Linked DNA regions of Homo sapiens: all the other regions are linked to region 1. A link is an interaction called in ENCODE POLR2A ChIA-PET data of the cell type or tissue named here. Cell type or tissue: PC-9. All regions are shown on one strand.

Evidence for each region. Peaks named below come from ENCODE experiments on the same cell type or tissue, not always from the same donor. Only the 100,000 strongest peaks of a DNase experiment are listed, where the experiment ranks them.
Region 2: POLR2A ChIA-PET joins it to region 1 with 14 read pairs; 5 of 35 experiments call an interaction of 5 or more read pairs at or near these places.
Region 3: POLR2A ChIA-PET joins it to region 1 with 18 read pairs; 3 of 35 experiments call an interaction of 5 or more read pairs at or near these places.

What each region holds. Positions count from the first base shown.
Region 1 is chr17:81,710,881-81,713,380 of GRCh38, forward strand. It overlaps SLC25A10 (solute carrier family 25 member 10), which reads left to right and starts at 1,404. Exons shown (of 11, transcript NM_012140.5): 1 at 1,404-1,639. The coding sequence starts at 1,547. RefSeq lists enhancers at 1, 176-445 and silencers at 1,046-1,715, 1,726-1,835, 1,846-1,895. In PC-9, no CTCF peak of the experiment used is centred here; a DNase peak (open chromatin) is centred at 1,011; H3K4me3 peaks cover 2,246 bases; H3K27ac peaks cover 1,749 bases.
Region 2 is chr17:81,555,938-81,558,437 of GRCh38, forward strand. NPLOC4 (NPL4 homolog, ubiquitin recognition factor) reads right to left here. Exons shown (of 17, transcript NM_017921.4): 17 at 950-2,500. It overlaps LOC124904085 (a long non-coding RNA gene), which reads left to right. Exons shown (of 2, transcript XR_007065947.1): 2 at 1-1,382. Among named protein-coding and RNA genes, the nearest start is that of FAAP100, 4.8 kb to the left of the region's middle. In PC-9, no CTCF peak of the experiment used is centred here; no DNase peak of the experiment used is centred here.
Region 3 is chr17:82,075,472-82,077,971 of GRCh38, forward strand. No RefSeq gene overlaps it. Among named protein-coding and RNA genes, the nearest start is that of DUS1L, 11 kb to the left of the region's middle. In PC-9, no CTCF peak of the experiment used is centred here; no DNase peak of the experiment used is centred here.

The sequences.
Region 1 (2,500 bases):
CCAGGTAGTTACGGTCTGTGTGGGCAACACCTGAGGGACCCAACCAAACCAAGGTCCAGGACACACTTCCGGGCAGGGGTACCGCCTCTGGTTAGCTGCTCACTCCCCAGCCCAAATCTTCCGCTGATGACTTCTGGGGTCAGAGGCCACCTAAGGGTCTAGAAAACAGTCTCCTCCAGTTGGCTACCTGCCTACGTTGGGGTTACGGCCCAATAAACCCACAGCCAAGCTGAAAATCCTAAGTGTGCGTCTTGCGCTTCCGACACAGCCAGGGCATCGCTGGATGCGCAGAGGCAGGGCTGGACACATTCTGGTGCTTGAGGGGTTCCAGGGACCACGAGTTGTTTTTCCGGTGCTCCTCACCCTTCGCCCTGGAGGGTGGGGGAGGCCGGACAGCAGTGACCAAGCTGGAGCTGCAGGTCTTCATCCCTGTGGCCCAGCCCTAAAGCAGCCTTGGGGACTTAAATTTCATTTTGCCCAGCAGGTGCACCTGGGCCAGGAACACACCAGCGCCTCCTTGTTCTTCGCAGGGAAGTGGAATCCAAGCAGGGGCCCAGATGCAGGCAGGCATCTCCTGGGAACAAGAGCCCCAGAATCCACCCCGGGGCCCCACTTCCAGGGTGGTTGCCTGGGGCGTCTGGTCAGAGCCAGACCAGAACTGAGCAGGAGCTTCCGGGCATCTGTGTGTGGGAAGGGAGAGGCAAGTCCTTCCTAACCGCCTTTTTTCCCAGTTTTCATTCAGTCTGGCCCCAAGCAGGTTCTTTTTTTCTTTTCTTTTTCTTTTTTTTTTTTTTTTTTTTGAGATGGAGTCTCGCTCTGTCGCCCAGGCTGGAGTGCAGTGGCGCGATCTCAGCTCACTGCAACCTCTGCCTCCCGGATTCAAGCGATTCTACTGCCTCAGCTTCCTGAGTAACTGGGATTACAGGCGTGAGCCACCGCGCCCGGCTCCCGAAGCCGGTTTTCTGTTCTCTTGCAGCTGGGCCGGGGCTGAGCCCTCGGTGGGGGCAGGGGTTGCAGACCTGTGGACGCAGGGCCCACGCCGCACACACGTGGCCCCCGCCAGGTGACTCACGAGCCAGCGCCTGCGCGGCGGGGTGGCCACCGGGTGCAGGTTCAGGGCCAGGGGCCGGGCCTCCTGGGGATTGGCAGGGCGCCCGCCGCGGTCCCATGTGCCTGGGGCCGGTCCCCGGGCGGTGGCCTTCGGCCCTGCGCTCCGGCCTGGAGAAGGGAGGACGCCAGGGGCCCGGGGGAGTGGAGGCGGCCACGCAGCAGCCCCGGAGCACCCGCGCGTCCGCAGGCCGGGCCCACCGCGCTCGGCGCCCCTCGCGGCCGCTTTAAGGCGCCGGGCCCGCCTCAATCGCAGGGGGCGTGGCCTAGCGGTCCCGCCCCCGGGGCGCGCGCGCGCATTGGCTGTGCGGGGTGCGGGCGCGCGGGCGGCGCTTTGAACCGGGCGCGGGGCGCGGGGCGCGGGGCGCTGCGGCCGGTACACGCCGGGGTAGGGCCGGGGTCGGGTTGTGGTCGGGCCGGGATTGGGCTCTCCTGGGCCATGGCAGCCGAGGCGCGCGTGTCGCGCTGGTACTTCGGGGGGCTGGCCTCCTGCGGGGCCGCCTGCTGCACGCACCCGCTGGACCTGCTCAAGGTGAGGCCGGGGCCCGGGACGCGGGGCGGATGGGACCCTGGCGCCGCCGAGACGCCTGCAAAGGCAGCAGCCCGGCCCCACGCACCCGGGGATCGCCGCGCCCGGGGCTCCCTCCTGGAGAGCGCGAGGAGGCCCCCGACGCCCGGATGGCCGATCCCGGGTGGCCCTCCAGTGGTGGCCGCCGAGCTCGAGGCCTGCAGGGCGCAGCCGCGCTCCCCAGCTTCCCAGCCGGCTTCCCAGTTCTCGGCAGGTGGCGATCCAGCCCCAGCTCTACACTTTAATACCTGGTGACCTTGGGGGAGTCACTTGGCCTCTCTGAGCCACCCACCCCCATACATTCAAGAACGCTCCTTCCGCCTAGTTAGAAGTTGTGGGGGGAGTTCTGTGAGGTGCACAGGTGTTGGCATCTAGAGACGTGCTGGCTGTAGCATACCCAGGGTGTGGGCCAAGCCGCCCCCCACCCAGGGGTGTTTAGCACACCGCCGGACGTGTCCCTGGGCAAGTGGGGTGACCCGATGCCCCGGCTTTGGGCTGCTTCCTTCGGAGAGCTGCGTGGGCACTGGAAGCGATGTTAGGACCAGCACACCCCCAGGAGAGATGCCAGGAGACCCTGCACGCGTGTGGTCCTGGCCCTATGAAAGCGGGCGTTTCTCAGCACGAGAAGCAGCCACCGTTTTTTTACTTTTTTTTTTTTTTTAATGCTTATGGGGCAAAATAAGACAGAGCTCTCCTTGTTTCCCAGGGACAGCCAAGGGGCGTTGTTTTCTGACCGTGTCTTGCCACAGAGAACAAAGAAGAAAGGGCCTGAGGCTTTGCACAGTCTGCCCAGCAGGCCCTGCCCTGTGAACCTGGCTGTGGTCA
Region 2 (2,500 bases), 150 kb before region 1:
AGGATCTTCACTGGCTCTCACATAAGACGGCCATGATCAGGTACTGGCTCACTGCATGGCCCAGGCTGCTGCTTTCTCTGATACAACCTCCCCGAGCCTCCTCACCTCAGCTTTTTAAATTTTTTTTCAGACAGGGTCTCACCCCGTGGCCCAGGCTGGACTTGCGATCACAGCTGGCTGCAGCCTCAACCTCCTGGGCTCAAGCGATCCCAGGAGCTGTGGGTAAATCGAGTGAACTGCACTGTGTTGAAGGTGCAGGATTGGAGTCCGGGTGCTGGGGGACTCACCCTCTCGCTCCTGGAGTCCAGAAGCCAGGACACCTTGGTCACTGTCCTGTGGCCTGCTTCACCCCAGGGCCCTCCTTCAGAAATTAGTTGGAGTTTTTTTTAGTAACTGCTCAAGTCAGCTATGAGTCACTGACCAAAGGACAAAGTGGTGCTGAACAGTGACTGCCAGGCTCCTATCTGAGGCTCAGAGAGCACTTGTTCTAGACGCTTTCTGTTGTCACAGGGAAAGACAGCTCAAGCAGGAACACAGGCAGTGTGTCACCCCCAGGCCTCACTCCTTGCTGCACCTGTGCAGTCTGGCCTTCCTGGGCTTTGTCCTTCACCTGCTGTTTGACCACATGTACCTGTCCACAAAGCAGTGACTGTGGGGCAGTCGCAGGGCTGACAGGTGCGGCAGAGGCAGAAGAGGCACCCAAGGGCGGCGGGGCCGTCAAACACTGACGCACTCTCCTCCTCCCCCAGATGTTAGCACTTTAAGAAACTTATCGAGGAGCCAAGGTTGGGAGGGATCGGCTGGGGAAGTGGGATCCCCACCTTTAAATGGACCATGCACATACACGTAAAACAGTGATATCTTGGAGACAAGTTATCAAATCCCCCCACACTGAGCAGATGCCAGACAACAGTTGAGTGCGCAGGAAGGACACACCAGGACCAGGCAGTTGCTTCAGGCGCTTTTATTAGGTTCCACTGCAGGGCTGGGGTCAATGTAATGCAAATCCAAGCCCAGTGATGCACACCTGTGAGCCGAAACAGAGCCGAAGCAGGAGCACCTGTGTCCCAGGAGCAGCTGGTTGGAGGGAGCCAGGGCCAGGCCCCACCTCCTCTCGGGACCAGGAGACTGGCAGCCGCTGTGTTCACCTGGGCAGGTGTGCACCCAGTCACCCCCACTGGATTATGGTGCTGGTAGCATGAGAGGGTGTGTCCACACCAAGGGCAGGTGAAGATGCGAGGTGGGGCTGAGACCTCCTTCCCACAAGAGGAGGTGGCTGAGCCTCCCAGGGCCTGAACTCTCACAGCAGGGCTCACCCCCAAGCCTGTATGCTTAGCTCTGACTCTCTTTGGACAATAAAATAAAGTGCATTACTGAACAAAGAGTAACTCAAAACCAGAATCAGACAAATCGCCAATGCTTTTCCTTTAGCTAAAAGACAAAAGAAAACATGAATGATGTGAATGCCGGAACTTCAGAGTAAGGGAAATGCTGGTGGAGGACAACGGAAACTATAATAGCGTGGTGGATAAGGACGAGCGAGTGGGAGAGGAACTGGCAACGCGGCTCTCTCTAGAAGTCCGTGCTGTCCAGCCTCTGCCCAGTGGTGGGGGAAGGCCTTGGACTCACAGGGAAGCAATGCAGGAAGCCTTGGCCACCTAGGCTCACAGCTCATCTCAGGACCAGAGGAGACAGCAGAGGACAAAACTTCAGTGTGACAGCTGCTAGGAGGGAGAGCAGACAGCCCGCGGTGGGCAAGCTGGGAGTTGCATCCGCAGCAGTCCGCTTCAACCCAGCTCCTCTCCACCCTTCCTGACCCTCCACAATAGCTCTGCCGTGACCAGACCCAACCCAACTGGCCCCTGGTCCCAAGAGCAGATGAGCTGCTTGGGCCTTCCACTTGGTGTCCCATGCCAGGCGGACCTGGAGGTGTCAGCCATGGCCCTGACCACTTCAGAAGCCAACAGGCAAATGTTCTCTGTTCATAGTGCCAAGAATGTGGGTCACGTGGGCTTACCCCCCAGGATGGACACAGAAGTCCCTAAGCAGTCTGCAGCTGGGCCAGCCTCTCCCGTGGGTGCAGAGCAGCCCAGATGTGGCCATCATTAAGGCAAAGAAGCATCGAGATGCCCACCACTCCCCGGGTAAGAGCCATGCCCCGGCCTGGCCACGCCACAGAGGAACGCAGAGCACACAAGCAGGACCCCACCACGTGCTGTTCCAGATCGCCCAGTCTCCCTCTATTGGTACACTATCAATTGTGCAGTGCCCCAGGGAGGTCCCAAATGGCCCTCACAAGAGGCACAGCCCCTAACGCCCTCAGCCAGGCGGTGCAGTGGGACGAAGCAGCGTATTGGGGAGGGCCAGAGCATCGGCACCGGTGACCCAGCTCTCCCACCCAGGCCATCGCAGGGCAGCCTCAGGGCAGGCGCCACCACTGCTCCTGCTCAGCCCGCAGTATCTGCAGTTGCTGCAGCTGTGTGGCTTGGTAGAAAAGTCT
Region 3 (2,500 bases), 360 kb after region 1:
GAGTCTCGCTCTGTCGCCCAGGCTGGAGTGCAGTGGTGCGATCTTGGCTCACTGCAAGCTCCACCTCCCGGGTTCACGCCATTCTCCTGCCTCAGCCTCCCGAGCAGCTGGGTCTACAGGCACCGGCCACCACGCCCGGCTAATTTTTTGTATTTTTAGTAGAGACCGGGTTTCACTGTGTTAGCCAGGATGGTCTCGATCTCCTGACCTCGTGATCCGCCCGCCTCGGCCTGCCGAAGTGCTGGCATTACAGGCGTGAGCCACCGCGCCCGGCCTATAATAAGTACTTTAATGTCTTTGGCTGCTGATTCCAACATCAGTGTCCGGCCAGGGTCGGTTTTGATTGATTTTCTCTCCCTGTGGGTCTTGTTTTCCTGCTTCTTTGGCTGCTAATTTTTCACTAGTTGCCCCAGGGATTGTGAATTTTACCTAAATATTTTTGGGCTTTGTTCTGGGATGGAGTAAGTTTACTTGGAAACAATTTGAGGCCAGGCACAGTGGCTCACACCTTTAATCCCAGCACTTTGGGAGACCAAGGTGGGCAGATCACCTGAGGTCAGGAGTTTGAGACCAGCCTGGCCAACATGGTGAAACCCCATCTCTACTAAAAATGCGAAAATTAGCCGGGCGTGGTGACGCGTGCCTATAATCGTAGCTACTCGGGAGGCTGAGGCAGGAGAATGGCTTGAACCTGGGAGGTGGAGGTTACAGTGAGCTGAGATTGCGCCACCGAACTCCAGCCTGGGAGACAGAGCAAGATTCCGTCTCAAAAGAAAAAAAAAATTTATGCTTTGGGGTCTTGTTTGTAAGATTTTTGTTTTGTTTTAGGTGTACCAGCGCTAACTAGTAACCAGCTAATAGATCTTGGGCCTTGAGACACACCCATCTGAGTATTCAATGTCTCACGAATTCTGAGGTTTTCTAGTCTGGTTGGTAGGAACAGGCACTGGTTTCCAGACCTGTGCAGTATCTGGCACTGTTCCGTCTAATCCTCCTGCTGGTTTCCTGCTCGCACGCATTGAAGGTGCTTGGCCTGGTGCTCACAGGAGAGCCCCCGTAGCCTCCTGCCTGGCGGTCCCGGGACAGCCCCTGCACCCCGCCACTGTCTGCCAGCTCCCCCCGGGTGCTCTGTCCTGCAATCCTCAGCCTCATTTTCCCCCCGGACTCTCAGCTCCACTTCCTCAACTCGGGGGGTCTGCTGGACTCCACCTCTCACTGTGCCCGGCCTGGAAGCTGCCAGGCAGAAGGCTGAGGTTACCCTAGGGCTCCTGGCACCTTGTTCCCACCCAGGGGTCACCGTCCTTCTTTGGCGGAGGCCTGGTATCCCCACAGCCAGCACCTCCTGTCCTTTGCCTGGATTTTCAGCTGTTTCCGGTGGGAGGGTGAATCCAGGCCTCGCTACTCTCTGGATCAGAACTCCAATTCGTTACATTAATTTTCATTTTAATTCGAAAGAAAAAATAACTGAAGTGAAGATAATTGTGTGACTTAAGGTAACTGTATCTTCATAACAAAGATACGTGGTTTCTCTTAGGTCTCCCTGAAGCTCATTTGCAACTTGGATGCACCTCAGGCCCATCAGAGCGCCTCCTCCCCTGGCAGCAGCTGAGCCAGGAACTTCAGAGACCCCTGGACACCACATTCCGGTACCGGAGAGCCGGGAGAAGCAGGAGGGGTGACAAGAGCCCATGTGCTGGGCACTACCCGCCTTGCCCTGCAGGGCCTGAGGCTGTGGAGCTAAAGCAGTTTAGTTCTGAGGCCACCCCCAGATAGGCCTGTGAGCCTCTGTCCTCCCTGGTGGCCCTGAGCCTGTGTGCACGGCTGGGGTGGGAGTGGCCGGAGGAGGGGTGGAGAGAGGCCAGAGGGGACCACGGCTGAAGGGAGCAGCTGCCTAGTGTTGGGGGACCGCAGGAGGGGTGTGGCTGAGCCTCGCTCCGATGCCCGCCTGCTGTCCACACTCACGCCTGGACACTGCCCACCTGCAGCCGCTGCACCAGGCCCACCCCCCCAGCAGGGCCCGTGGTGTTCACTGTAGTCCTGGCCCACTACCCTGCCCTGGGAGATGGCCCCTGCGCCCACCCCTCCCCTGCCTCTCCAGCAGGGGCTCTCCCAGCCCCCCACCCACCTCTGTGCCTTGGCACTCACACTGAAAGGGCCTCTTCTGTGGGCATGCTGTGCCTTCCGGAACCCCGGGCTGGCCTGCTTTGCCCATTCCCGAAATCCAATCCTGGCTCTCGCTCCTGCCCATGCCTCTACCCCAAGCTCATGTCCACCCAGCGGCCCCCCGCACAGCCACCCGTGGGGTGCTGCCCTTATGGGTCCTGGAGGCTGTGTCCACCCCACCCCTCGATGCCGGGGGTCCAGGTGCCCAGGGCTCCCTGTCCCTTGCTCCCTCCCAGCCTCCACTCCTTTGCCTAAACCCAAGTCTTCTGGGTCAACCTGGCCAGCCAGTGGCGCTATTGACACCGTCTTGGTGAGGCTGTGACGGCATCTTTGGCAG